2 separate regions of the Homo sapiens genome follow, and region 2 is linked to region 1. Evidence: read pairs that join two places in POLR2A ChIA-PET (ENCODE). Cell type or tissue: CD4-positive, alpha-beta T cell. All regions are shown on one strand. Each heading gives the region's core, and the rest is flanking DNA. Links, peaks and the distances in the headings are about the cores only.

Region 1 (7,699 bases), core at 1,097-6,096:
AGTTATTTGAGTTCCTTGTATATTCTAGATATTAATACCTTGATGGATGGATAGTTTGCAAATATTTTTCCCATTAAACAAGTTGTCTCTTCACTCTGTTGATTGTTTCCTTTGCTGTGCAGAAGATTTTTAGTTTAATATAGTCTCTTTTGTCTATTTTTGTTGCATATGTTTTGGAAGTCTTAGCTGTAGAATCTTTATCTAGACTAATATCTTGGAGTGTTTTTCAGCATTTTTTCCAGTACTTTTATCATTTCAGTACTTACATTTATGTCATTAATCGATTTTGAGTCGATTTTTGTAGATGGTGAAAGATAGGGATCTAGTTTCATTGTTGTGCATACTGATATCCAATCTTCCCAGCTCCATTTGATTGTCTTTACATTCATCACTCCATTAAAAGATCAGTCCCTGAAATATGTGGGCCTCATCATGTATTTTACAACTCATGTATAATTTTAGTCAAGAATCTAGTCCACAGAATAGGAAAATCTGCAAAGGAATACTTTTTAAAGAATGGTGCCTTGACAATATGAATCCATGTCTAAATAAATCAAGTGGGATAACTATACATTTGCTGGAGTTTTGCTGGTGCCTTATTACATTATACAGTATTACATCACAAGGTGGGTGTGTGTGGGTGTGTGTGTGTGTGTGTGTGTGTTCTGTCCTCCAATTAGGTAGTAAGATGAAAGCCAACTTCAATATCTGGTATGTATCATAGTGCCTTGCCTATAAAATGGGGCAAATAAACATTTTGTGGGAGACTGATTTCTTGGCCTATTAGACATGTGCTTAATATGGGGCACATGGATTTTAAATGAAATAAGAGGTAGGATCTCTGTCTACCTACAGTTTATAGTGTAGTTGACCTCTCCTTTTTTTTTTGTGCTTTTCAAAATCCATATTCTTTCAAGTGCAATGTTCCAGGAGCTGAACTGCCCACAGACAAACTGCAGTAAACTTTTCCACGTCCTAATTTAATTTTTCAAGAAATTTTGTAGTGTGTCTTATAATTAAATTTCATACCATTACTAGAAAGTAATGAATCCAATTAAATTTTAAAGTTCTAATGATCTAATTTATAGTTGATTAATCTTGTAAGATTAATCTGTATTAATATCTTTTCACTTTGTAGGTACAATTCACCTTACATTTCCTAAATCGTGAGTTTTCTCTTATCTTCTTGGTGAAACTATTAGGTAGTAGACTTTGGCTTTTTATGTTTCAGTACCAGTTCAGTAATTCTTATTTACACAAAGTCAAGCAACTTCCTTTTACACAAGATGACAGTCATATTATTTAGTTAGTATTACAGTTGCTTTTGCTTTATGACTTTTATTGTCCTTCATTTTACAGTAGTAAAGATAATTCAAGTCATATGGATTTCCTTAAGAAATGCTAACATTGGCTGTGATTACAAGACCCAAACTTCATTACTGCAAAATTCCAGTAAATATGACATTGAAATATTAATGATAATTAGTATAACACTTATAGGACACTGTCACATGCAGAATTCTATGCCAACTTGTTAGTTTATATTTGGGGAAATTCCATTCTTCCTTGTCAATGGTGTCCAAGATTCACTTATAGAAATCTATGCTGACTTTTTCTCATGGTAAATGTACTATCATCTGTGGCTCTATTTTTATATCATCTACATGCTGATTTATCTCCTATTTTCCCTCATTGTTAAATCATACGGGCTATTCTTTTCCAGAATCAACATGCCAGGGAGATCTTTTTTGACCACCCCATCTAATGTATCTCCTATCCCTAACCACCATCTTTTTAAATATTATTTCATTATGTAAAATTATCTCAGTCACATCTCTGCTTATTTGCACTGCCTGATTTCATCTCCACTATTACTGTTATTCTCAAAGTATAAAACAGTGCCAGGCACATAGTAGGTTCTCAAAAAATACTTGTTGGATAAATTAATGGATGATTGAATCTAAGCTTTCATGTGCAATGAAAGACTTGTGTTGAATTCAGGCTAATAGTAGAAAGAATCTGCTCTTTGTCAAATATGGAAAAGATATATAAGGGTCAGGGAGGGCTTTAAGGAAATCTCAAATTACACTATAGGCTTGATTTTTGTTTCTGGCAGAATTTTTTCTATATGTCAAATCTTTCACTAGAAATATTTAGATCCTTTTAATATTTCAAAAGGTAGTAATGTCAATTTTAATATTCAAAGAGAATAATTTTCCAATAAGAATACATAGAAGTGACACAGTTAGTTGTAAGAGGCATCACATTATGACTTCAAATTCCTAATGAGAATTTTGATGCTTATGGCTAGTCAAAATCAATTTAGAAATAAATGTATCATCTAGCCTGACACAAACTGCTGGAATCAAATAAAGGCCCTTCTCATCCACTTACAGCTCCTTTGCCAATCTATTTGTTGTTATCTGACAGTTGGACATGAACAATAGCTCTATCCATATTGTTGTTAATGGTGTAACTACTAAAAATATTTAGCCTGTGTTTACCCATGTGCTTTATTTACCCTATAAGTGCAGGAACCATGCCCATCTTCTTTACAGTTTTATTCTCTGCAACTACCACAATCTCTAATACATAAAAGTTCCTCTTTCTATTGCGCAAAGGAATGGTCAAGAAACAATTGCCCTTTATCTGCTTTGTACAGGGCCCATGTTTGATTCTAGGAAAGCAAAGTATATAAGAAAGAGAGCTTAGTGTCTAGGGTGGATCCAGCAGTAAAAGCAATCACTAAGTAGTACATATAGAAAGTATAGCCCTAGAGATATTCCCAGTGTGACAGAACAGATAAGGAGCATTTAAACTATCCTGGTCAGGAGGTAGGTGGGAGACAAGTGTCTATGTCCACTATTTAAAAATACGTGCTAGTAGACTTTAGATGTCACTTACACTTACCCAAAATACAGCTAAGATGTAGCTACATGAACTGGTGAAAAAATGCAGCTTTCTTATCCTTTAAAATCCCATGAATATAGCTTTCTTGCCTTCTGAAATTTCCTGAGAAGGACAGTATAATATTTATCTGTAATATAAGTAGTGTTTTGTGGAAGGATGATGGACACAGAATGTCTATCATTTTTCATCTTCCCTTTTCATTTATCCTTTTAATAAATATTTTTGAGCTTATATGCCAGGTAAGCATGTGAAGAACTGAGCCAGGTGCTGCTCGGGGCACTGGTGATAACTTCATCCCTGAGCTCCTGAAGCTTATGTTCTAGTTGAGGGAAGCTGAACAAATGTATGTAATTTCAGCTAGTGATAAGAACTACGAAGGCTAGGAAATAGAAAAGTATAGGTAAGAGGTTGGAAGGTGCTACTTTAGCTAGAGCAATAAGGAAAGAAGCCTCCAAAGAGGGGAGTCTGGATCTACAGCCTAAGTGGTGGAATGATTCAGCAGGTGAAAACCTGGGTAAGAGGAAGTGCAAAGTTCCTCAGTCAGGAACAAGAGTGCTATGATTAAGTGATAGAAATAGGATGTGTATGGCTGTAACAGAGAGAGACAGGGACAGCGGTGGGTAGGTAGGGGGTGGGAGAGAGAATGGTGAAAAAGTGGGCAAAGACTAGATCTATTTTTTAATCCCAAATTCAGCAATGTATTACAACCATCTTATATGTCAGCACTCTGATCCCGAGCATCTGGGCTAGTATTTAATAAATATTTGATGAATGATGTCTAGATAAATAAATCAATGAATAGATGAGTGAGTAAGCAGGTGAATGGGTGAATAAATGAAAGACATATACTGAGTAGCCATGTACTTGCTTCATTCCACAGCTGAAACTTATCTGGCCATATGCCCAGCCAGCTTCCTTAGGGTACCCACTTACTACCTATCCAAAAATTGTTTCTGTCACTAAGGAGGACAGAAGCCAAGTGAAACATGGCAAGGCACTTAGACAAACAAGCATCTCTTTACCTTGCTCCTACCAAAGTGCTCTCCCTGTTTGCTTTACAACACCAAGGTTTTGTCACAAAAAGAAGGAATGTGAACATTATGTAAAAATAAAAATTTGCAATAATTTAATCCCTTCTATTTGTATAATTATTTATAATTTACCAAGTATTTTACTTATATGTCTTTAGATGACACAGATAACCCTGATATATAGTAATTTTTATGCTATCTTACAGGTGGAGAAACACTTCCTTACAGAGATCACATGCAAAGAAGCTTAACTACAGCCCAGTTGTCTGGATTCCACTTTTGGTATTCTTCTTAGTATGGGGCATTCCACGGGACAGGTGCCACTTTGCTTAGGGAGGTACTTATGAGCACCTTCCATCAGGGGGAATAATTGCTTCACTACAAGAGCTACTCTTTCTACAAGAGTCCAAGTTAATCAAAGTAGTGGCAATAAAACTCAACATTCCTACCTTGGAATAGTTTTTCTTGCTTTTAACCTCCCTCCTTCAGAGAAGAGATGGTTATTGGCTAATATACTTTGTATGCACCCATTTCAGCAGGTTACTGTCTTAAATGCAATGAATACAATGAAAGGAAAAGAAAATTGGCTGCTGGGAACACATTGAGGCTGTTGTCTTAATTTGCATGTATGTTTATAAAAAGTATTGAACTGTATTATGAAAAAAACTACACATGATAGTGAGTTAAGATGTTGGAAAAGCTTCAGAGACCAAAAAAGAAAAGCTAAAGGTATTTAATTTGGTCATATCAACATGACTGTGTCATTTATATCAGGCACTTACCCATAGGCCCTATAGAAACAAGCATGAGTATTATTAAAAGCATTCATAGACCTCCAGTAAACTTTATTTGGTTTTAACTCTAAACCCTAAGTATGTTTTTTTCATAGTTGATTCTTCTTCTAATAACATTCATTAACCAGAATTTATGGTATTTATTTTGGCTAATATTTACTGAGCTCTTGCCATATGACAGGCACTGTGTAAACACTTTAATTGATATCTAATTTAATCTTCACCACGATCTTTGAAGTAGAAATCATTGATATTCTTATTTTGTAGATTAGGGAATCAAGGCACAAAAAGGTTAATCAACTCACCCAGGTTACACTACATGAAACAGGGATAGCGAGGACCAGTACTCAAGCAATCGCCAGATCACAACTTTAAATCTTTCATGATCACTCTAACTTCAGCCCTGAATGTGCAGAGATAAGAACAGTTAGCGAGTGAACTTACAGATTATACTTATAAAATGATTATTTTTAGGTTCATGGTCCTTCCATACAGGTTATACTGTAGTATGGAATACTATGCTGCCATAAAAAAGAATAAGATCATGTCTTTTGCAGGGACATGAATGGAGCTGGAGGCCATTATTCTTAGCAAACTAATGTCAGAACAGAAAGCCAAATACTGCATGTTCTCACTTATAGGTGGGAGCTAAATGATAAGAATACATAGGCACATAGAGGGGAACAACACACACTGGAGCCTATCCGAGAGTGGAGGGTGGGAGAAGGAAAAGAATCAAGAAAAATAACTAATGGGAACTAGGCTTAATACCTGAGTGATTAAATAATCTGGACAACAACCCCACATGACACAAGTTTACCTATGTAACAAACCTGTACATGTACCCCCAAAGTTAAAATAAAAGTTATCAAAAAAGTGACCTAATGATATCTTATTTTCAAAATACCCACTCTCTGTTCTACATTCAATTCACAAGGTATTTTAGAGACTAGACTATTGTCCTCTTACATAGAGCTAATAATTCACTAAAGTTTCCTTGAATCTGTTTACTTGGCTTGAGTTCTTTTTTAAAATTTAATTTTGTAAAAAATTTCTGTGCATACATAGTAGTCATACATATTTAAGGGGTAACTGACATATTTTGATACAGGAATACAATGCATAATAATCACATCAGGGTAAATGGAGTATCCATCATCTCAAGCATTTATCCTTTCTCTTTGTTACAAACATTCCAATTATGCTCTATATTTTAAAATGCACGTTGGTTTACTGTTGACTGTAGTCACCCTGTTGTGTTATCAAATACTAAAGTTTATTCATCCTATTTAACTATATTTTTGTACCTGTTAATCACCCCCACTTCCCACCCCCAACCACTACCCTTCCCAGCCTCTGATCACCTTCTTTCTACTCTCTATATGCATGAGTTCAATTATTTTAAAATTTACTCCCATAAATGACTGAGAACATGCAAAATTTGTCTTTCTGTGCCTAGCTTATTTCACTTAACATAATGTCCTCCAGTTCCAACCATGTTGTTGCAAATGACAGGATCTCATTCTTTTTATGGCTGAATAAGTACTCCCTTGTGTATATGTACCACATTTTCTTTATCCACTTTATCCACGTTTCTGTCAATGAACATGTAGGTTGCTTCCAAATCTTGGCTAGTGCGAATGGTGCTGCAATAAACATGGGAGTGCAGATATCTCTTCCACATACTGATTTATTTCCTTTGGATAAATATCCAGTAGTGGAATTGCTAGAACATGTAATAGTTCTATCTTCAGATTTTTGAAGAAACTCCATACAGTTCTCCATAGTGGTTGTACTAATTTACATTCCACCAACAATGTATGAGGGTTCCCTTTTCTCCACGTCAGCCCCATTATTCATTATTGCTTATCCTTTTGATAAAAGCCATTTTTACTGGGATGAAATGATATCTCATTGTACTTTTGATTTTCATTTCTCTGATGATCAGTAATGTTGAGCTCTTTTCCATATGCCTGTTTTCTGTTTGAATGTTTTCTTTTGAGATGTGTTTATTATGATTTTTTGCCCATTATTTAATAAGATTATTTGATTTTTTTCCTGTAGACTTGTTTGAGCTCCTTGTATATTCCAGGTAAGAATCCCTTGTCAGGATGGAGGAATATTTACCAAGCAAATGGAAAGCAAAAAAAAGCAAGAGTTGCAATCCTAATCTCTGAAAAAACAAACTTTAAACTAACAAAGATCAAAAGAGACAAAGAAGGGCATTACATAATGGTAAAGGGATCAATGCAACAAGAAGAGCTAACTATCCTAAATAAATATGCACCCAACACAGGAGCACCCAGATTCATAAAGCAAGTTCTTAGAAACCTACAAAGAGACTTAGACTCCCATACAATAATAGTGGGAGACTTTAACACCCCATTGTCAATATTAGACAGATCAATCAGACAGAAAATTAACAAGGATATTCAGGACGTGAACTCAGTTCTGGACCAAGCAGACCTAATAGACATCTACAGAATTCTCCACCCCAAATGAACAGAATATACATTCTTCTCAGCACCAAATCACACTTATTCTAAAATTGACCACATAATTGAAGGTAAAACACTCCTCAGAAAATGCAAAAAAAAATAAAAATAAAAAAAAAAACAAAAAAAAACACAGAAATTATAACAAACAGTCTCTCAGACCACAGTGTAATCAAACTAGAACTCAGGATTAAGAAACTCACTCAAAACTGCACAACTACATGGAAACTGAACAACCTGCTCCTGAATGACCACTGGGTAAATAATGAAATGAAGGCAGAAATAAAGATGTTCTTTGAAACTAATGAGAACAAAGACACAACATACCAGAATCTCTGGGACACATTTAAAGCAGGTGTGTAGATGGAAATTTATAGCACTGAATGCCCACAAGAGAAAGCAGGGAAGATCTGAAATTGACACCCTAACATCACAATTAAAAGAACTAGAGAAGCAACGGCAAACAAAT
Region 2 (7,699 bases), core at 1,072-6,071, 320 kb after region 1:
AAGCATCTCATTTAGCTACCTATTTCTAATGACTGAAAAATTGACCTTCCTTCCAGTAGATGAAGGAGTTACTACTGTGCAGCAGTTATATCCATAAACTATTAATAACCAAACACTCAAAACAATGTAGATTTTTTTAAAAACTAACACATAGAGCTAAGCCATATGTACTGACCACTTTACTTTTAAACTATAAATTATGCACATGAATCAACTATGCAACCTATATACTAATTTTATAATACAGAGAAATCTCAGAATAATCTTTTCAAATGAGTAAACATTACAGAAAGCTGCTTCCCCATATTCCTTTCCCATATGTTCTGCATACTCCTCTCCTTTGTTTTTAAAGGTTTCTTTTCTTCCTCCTACTTTATTCCAGCCATTACATCTCTCTTAAAATTGCCACTGCCATCTAGGTTTTTCTCTCTCACTCCTGCTATGGTCCCTTTTTTAATTGTAATCATTTCATTCACTTTCAGCTACCTACCAACAACTCCCAAATTTATCTTTCTTTGGTCTGTGGATTGATAAGACCAAGTTGGAAAATGGAAAGAAAAAAAAGAAACAAAAAGATGAACTATAAAGGGAATGTAATCACAGAGTCACTCATTTTACAGCTGCCAGAAGGCTCCAAAGATCACACGGTCTATCCTCAAATTTCAGGCAAGTATGCCTCCCAAGTTCAGAGAAGGCTCACCTCAATTTGAAACTGACTTTACACCAAGTCTGTGCAGTCAACAGGATCATCTTTCAAACATTCTCAAAATGCATATGCAAATACCCCACAAAGTTCACAAGTTGGAAAATGTGGAAATGCTGACGTTCTGGGGATGACAACCCACAACACAAACAAAAAAGGCCTAGGAATGGTAGTACTGCCCTGCCAGGGACCACACACTAAGAGACAAAAGTCTCAACATTTTCTAACCAGATACCGTTGGTACATCATTACAGCCCATGCTTCTTATATTATCTGAATCATTAACCACAAAATCACTCTCCCCTAGGCCAGGCACTCAACTCTTAAACTGAGTTCCATATATATTACATTTAGCTCACACTAAGTGTCAGAACCTATGTTTGGCATTTGAAAAATAAAAAAATACACCTGGACTTGACCCACGATTTGAAAACTTTCTATGTCAAGCTGCATCTTCTTATAATAAATAAAGAGAAGGGGAAATGGTCATAAACAACAAGGGCTTGTGCTGTTTATAAACTCCAAATTTTTTTAAAAGGTGAAAACAAATCGCTGATAGAAAACAGTTTTAAAATTGCCAAACAGGCTTTTGAATAAAGAGCAACACTTGAATGCAAAGGCTTGTATCTACTGACAAGGAGGGAAGTTAGATGGGACTCAAGTGCCTGTCACTTGTTATCAAAGTCCCAGATGGAAATAAGACAGTCATGGAAAAAGGAACAGGTTACTCATCATAATGTTCTTGAACACTTTCCAGCGTGGCCAGACATGCAAGACAGAAAAGTCTGGTGCAGTCGAGCTGTGAAACAAGATAGAGAACTACAGGTAGGTAATGGTAACTAGAGGCAAAATCTCTAAGTGGCAAGGCAAAGAGCTTTTGCCCCTGTGCAAAAAAACACCTCAGGAGCAAGGGAAGTGGTAAGCTTTCACACCCAGTTGAGAGAAATTTTGTAAAAATGCCAAAAATGGTGAGAACAGTACACAGCCTAAGCAGTCCAGTAACAAGGGACCGTTTGGTTGAGAAGGAACTAAAACTAACACTTAGATGTACTATTTTCTTTCACCTTGCTTGAAGTGGCATTTTCTCTCCTGTTATTATCATCATCATGTTAATGAGTGCATATCATATAAGATGCCTTGGGTGCCTTTATCTCTCAGACACAACCTCCGCACAATCTTAAAATCTGCTGTTAAGACCAAAAACATCAGAAATTTGAAAATCTTTTCTAAGTAAAGAATCTGAATAGAAAAGCATAGATTTTGCTTGTTGAATTTTAAGTGTAAGAGTGATAGGCAGCAAAGGTGAGGTCATGAGGATGTCCTTATGAGAAGAGACACAAGCGAAAACACATAGGAAGAACCTGCATGTCAGAGGCAGAGAATGGAGTGATATATCCACAAGCCAAGGAAAGACAAGGATTGCTGCCAATACCAGAAGCTAAGAGAAAGGCATGAGCCACATTCTCCCTTAAGCCTTCAGAGAGAACACGGCACTGTCAACACCCTGACTTCTGACTTCTGGCCTGCAGAATGGTGACAGAATAAATTTGTTGTTTTATACCATCTAGTTTGTAATAATTTGATACAGCAGTTACAGAAAACTAATGAAGGCATATCTCATTTTATTGTGCTTCACACATTGTGTTTTTTATAAACTGAAGGTTTGTGGCAACCCTATGTGAAGTTAGTCTGTTAGTGTCATTTTTCCAATAGCATGTGCTCACTCCATATCTCTGTGTCACATATTGGATATTCTTGCAATAATTCAAACTATGTCACTATTATTATATCTTTTATGGTGGTCTGTGATCAGCAATCTTTGATGTTACTGTATTTGTTTTGGGGCACCATGAATCATGTCCAAATAAAACGGTAAACTTAACGATACATGGTGTGTGAATGTTCTGACTGCTTCACTGCACCAGCCGTTCCCATCTCTCTCCCTCTCCTTGGGCCTCACTATTCCCTGAGACACAACAATAATGAAAATTAAGCCAATTAATAACCCTACAATGGCCTTCAAGTGTTCGAGTGAAAGAAAGAGTCACCCATCTCTCACTTTAAATCAAAAGCTGGAAATGATTAAGCTTAGTGAGAAAGGCATGTCAAAGGTCAAGACAGGTCAGAAGCTAGTAGCTCAGAAGCTAGGCCTCTGGAGCCAAACAGCCAAGTTGTGAATGCAAAAGAGAAGTTCTTGAAGGAAATTAAAAGTGCTAGTCCAAAATGGTACATTATCAGTGGTTGCTGAAGCTCGGAGCTGGTCTATTACACTATTTTGTTTATTTTGAATGTGTTTAAAATTTTCTATAATTGAGTAAAACATCTGTATAAAAAGACAAAAGAAAAAAGTGATACTCAGTGAACACACCAATGATAAGAAAGTGAAACAGCCTTACGGCTGAGACAGAGAAAGTTTTAGCGGTCTGGATAGAAGATCAAACCAGTCACATTTCCTTAAATCAAAGTCTAATCCAGGGCAAGGCACTAACTCCCTTCAGCTCTGTGAAGGCTGAGAGTGGTGAGGAAGCTGCAGAAGAAAAAATGGAGTTAACAGAGGTTGGTCCATGAAGTCCAAGGAAATATGTCATCTCTATCATATAAAAATGCAAGTTGAAGCAGCAATTGCTGAAGTAGAAGCTACAGCAAGTTATCCAGAAGATCTAGCTAAGATCATTGATAAAGGTGGCTACACTAAACAACAGATTTCCAATATGGATAAAACAGCCTTCTATTTGAAAAAGATGCCATCTAGGACTTTTATAGCTAGAGAGAGGTCAATGCCTGGCTTCAAAGCTTCAAGAACAGGCTCTGGTTAAGGGCTGACGCAGCTGGTGAACCCAATGCTCATTTAGCATCCCCTGAAAATCCTAGGGCCCTTAAGAATTATGCTAAATCTACTCTGCCTGTGTGCTATAAGTGGAAAAACAAAACCTGGGCAACAGCACATCAGTTTACAGCATGGTTTTTTGAGTATTTTAAGCCCACTGTTGAGACCGACTGCTCAGAAAAAGATTTCTTTCAAAATATGACTACTAATTGACAATGTACCTAGTCACCAACAGCTCTGATGGAAATATACAAGATGATTAATGTTGTTTTCATGCCTACTGACACAACATCCATTCTACAGCCCACGGATCAAGGAATAATCCACTTTCAAGTCTTCTTATCTAAGAATACGAAATACATTTCTTAAATCTATAGCTGTCATAAACAGTGATCACTCTGATAGATCTGGGTAAAGTAAACTGAAAACCTTCTGAAAAGGATTCACCATTCTAGATGCCATTAAAAACGATTGTCATTCATGGGAGGAAGTCAAAATATCAATGTCAATAGGAGTTTGGAAGAAGTTGATTCCAACCCTCATGGACGACTTTGAGGGAGTCAAGATTTCAGTGAAGGAAGTCACTACAAATGTGGTGGAAACAGCAAGAGAACTAGAATTAAAAGTAAGCCTGAAGATGTAACTGAATTGCTACAATCCCATGATAAAACTTCAATGGATGAGGAGTCGCTTTTTATAAATGAGCAAAGAAAATGCGTCTTAAGACGGAATCTACTCCTGATGAAAATGCTGTGAACATGGCTAAAATGACAACATAGGATTTAGAATATTCCATAAACTTTTAAGCAGCAGCAGGGTTTGAGAGGATTGACTCCAATTGTACAAGATTTTCTACTTTGGGTAAAATGCTATCAAACAGCATCATATGCTACAGAGAAATTTTTCATGAAAGAAAGAGTCAATTGATGTGGCAAGCTTTATGGTTGTCTACTTTTAAGAAAACGACACAGCCACCAGCCTTCAGTGACCGTCACCGTAATCATTTAGCAGCCATCAACATTGAGGTAAGACCCTCCACCAGCAAAAATATTATGAACTGCTGAAGGTTCAGATGATCGTTAGCATTTTTTGGCAATAAAATATTTTTTAATTATGTATATTTTTTAGACATAATGCTATTGCACACTGTATAGACTACAGTATAGTGTAACTCTAACTCCCATATGCACTTGGAAACCAAAAGATTCATCTGACTCGCTTTATTGCAAGATTCACTTTATTGCAGTGGTCTAGACTAGAACCTGCAATATCTCTGAATAATGCCTGTATAGAGCTAGGGCCCACAGCATTGTTTCCTGGACCACAATAGGCAGGGTATGGTTCTAGGGTCCCCCAAATAGCAGGATTTTTCTTACTGTAACTGTGTCTTGACCAGAGCAGTGGCTGTATGGCCCTAGACCGGTGGACTTCTGATCACAGAAGAGGCAGAAACTCCCTTGGGGGCCTGGTACTGGGACATTCTGCTGGAAGCTCAAACTCCCTCACAACCATTAAATACTATTAAATGTTCAGTAACAAATTCCTTTCCACTTAAAAAAAGTGATTAGAGGAGTAAACGGGAGAACTATGTAACTAAAGACAATCTTTACTGACAGCTGATTTTTTGTTGTTGTTGTTGTTGTTGCATTTTTAGTAAAGATGGGGTTTTGTCATGTTTCCAAGGCTGGTCTCAAACTCCTGGGCTCAAGCAGTCTGCTCAGCCTCGGCCTCCAAAGCGCTGGGATTACAGGTGTGAGCCACAGTGCCCAGCCAACAGCTGATATTGTAAATACTCAAAGCCATAAAAGTGAAGGTGAAAACAATATGTCATTCAACAATAAAAAATATTTCTTAACAGTAAATACATTATTAAAACTTTATTTTAAATGCATTTTGAAAATGGAAAAAAATGTCAGTTTTCACTGAATACCACACCTACCACCAGACTACTCTAAACATATTCTAACAACAAAGACGGTGATGAGAACAAAGGAAGTCAATTTGTAGGTTGCCATGAAAAATAAGAAATAATTCGTTCCATAAACCAATCCTCCCCCCAGAAAAATCTTCTTATATAAGACCTTTCAATTTACATGTATTTATTGACTAACAAACCACACCTAGAAATAAACTGTTTGGAATAAAGATATACTATTTGCATAAAACAAATGACCTATTCTAGGTGTCTCTTTTTTTAATTTTTTTTTTATTTTTTTTAGAGACAGGGTCTCACTCTGTCACCAGGTGGGAGTGCGGTGGCATCATCACAGCTCACTGCAGCCTCGAAATCCTAGACTCAAGCCATCCTCCAGGCCCAAGCAATCCTCCTGCCTTAGCCTCCCAAGTAGCTGGGATTACAGGTGCGTGCCACCAAGCCCAACTAATTTTTTTTAAATTTTTTGTAGTGACAGGGTCTCACTATATTGATCAGGCTGGTCTTGAACTCCAGGTCTCAAGCAATCTTCCCACCTTGGCCTCCCAAAGTGCTGAGACTACAAGTATGAGCCACTGTGCCGGTATCATATCACTTTACTATATGGTCCAGCAGTTAGATATAAAGGCAATACAAGATTAGGAATTCATTACATTTTAGAAGTATAACAATTTTTCATAAACACATCTATTCAACTTTTCCAACCATAATATAAGGACATATGTCTTTGTTATGATTATAACCATAATAAAATGTATAGTAATTCACCTAGGTAAATATAAGGATATAGGGGAAATATTTCAACAATTTAAAAAAACAATTTTAAGCATGCTAGGAAGAACATTTTTAATTTTGCCAATTTTTTGAATCTGTATTTAAAGATCTTTTTGCAACTCACATTATTTGTAGTCCATAATATAACCCCCCAAGCCTCTTGTGCCTTTTTCTGCCTGAGAAACTATGGCTTGCTGGCTCTCCCCACACTCCAAAGAAAGTCATAAAAACTAACTCAAATGTAGGAACCATTAAATTTTGAATATGGAAATCACAGGGCAAAGGAAAAGGAGAATTCAAGCAGAGGAAGTGGAAATGGCAGAAGTGGGAAGCAGCCCATTAAGACAAAACTGGGCCAAGGCAGAGTGGGTGACAGGGCCTGTCATCAGAACAAACTGACAACAGGAGATGTGTTTCCCACCCCTGAAGGTCCTAAGAATAGAGAAGTAAGTGAAATGAAACTAACACTGGGCCTGCTACCATACATTTACAAAGGTATTTTCATTTACTCCTCAAGGCAACTTTATGAGTTGCGACAACTACAGTCTGAATAAAATGAGCAACTCAACCAAGGTCATAAAGTAGGCAATGACAACCCTGGAGTTTTCTGCCTAGTCTTTTCCACATCATGGTAAACACAGATAATGATAATATATGTGCAGCAGGGTCAGATAAAGAGAAGAGACTGCTTGTAGCTGGTGGCAACTAGCCAGGAATTCTGATTGTCCCAGGTCCTACCTGGGCTTCCCCGAGGGCTAAGGGGTCAAAAGTCCAGCACACACAAAACCCACTCCTGACTAGAGCTGAGAAAGTGTACTGTGTAATTTTTTCACAAAGCTGTTGCATTTTCCATTCTGCTCTATGCTACTCAGTAGCTACACCCAGGTAAGTCTACAGCTAATTCTTTTCAGAGCAAAGGTCAGAAGTACCTCTACCCCAGGCCAAACATACCTTGACTGTAGGCCCTCTGCTAAAGCACAGGCTCTTTCCAATATTTTTTACTGGGGCGGGGGAGAGTCTTTTTTGAAAGACTAAGTTAATGTTTCCTAAAAAGAAAAAAATTTGCCCAACCCCTTGCTTATGTCAAAAATTCCCTCTAAAGTAGACAAAGGTAGTCATACCAGTAGGCTTAAAATAAAAACTACTAGACAAAGAAACATATGAGTAAGTTTTGGTATGTTTCTTTGTCTAGTAGTTTTCATTTAGTAAAGACAAATGACTGACATTAGATTCTATGTCGCTTTAGTCAGAAGCAGGGAGCCACAGACAGGCATTCATTCAATGTCACAGGATAGGAGTGGGATCCTCCAGAAGCAAAGAATGGTGAAGAAACCTGAAAACATGGATAAACCTAAAAGAGGTTCTTATGCTGACAAACTCTGAAATGAAACACAAAATTTGGGAATGGACAGCTGGGTATTATTCTGAGGGAACTGTGGAAGATCAACAAATTGTCACAAGA

What was found. Peaks named below come from ENCODE experiments on the same cell type or tissue, not always from the same donor. Only the 100,000 strongest peaks of a DNase experiment are listed, where the experiment ranks them.
Region 2: POLR2A ChIA-PET joins it to region 1 with 5 read pairs; 3 of 35 experiments call an interaction of 5 or more read pairs at or near these places.

Annotation. Positions count from the first base shown.
Region 1 is chr1:198,476,794-198,484,492 of GRCh38, reverse strand. All of the region lies in intron 1 of LOC105371677 (a long non-coding RNA gene), which reads left to right. Among named protein-coding and RNA genes, the nearest start is that of ATP6V1G3, 60 kb to the left of the region's middle. In CD4-positive, alpha-beta T cell, for the core only: no CTCF peak of the experiment used is centred there; no DNase peak of the experiment used is centred there.
Region 2 is chr1:198,161,562-198,169,260 of GRCh38, reverse strand. All of the region lies in intron 1 of NEK7 (NIMA related kinase 7), which reads right to left. Among named protein-coding and RNA genes, the nearest start is that of NEK7, 8.4 kb to the right of the region's middle. RefSeq lists an enhancer at 3,141-3,240. In CD4-positive, alpha-beta T cell, for the core only: no CTCF peak of the experiment used is centred there; DNase peaks (open chromatin) are centred at 1,610 and 3,140; H3K4me3 peaks cover 2,117 bases; H3K27ac peaks cover 2,994 bases.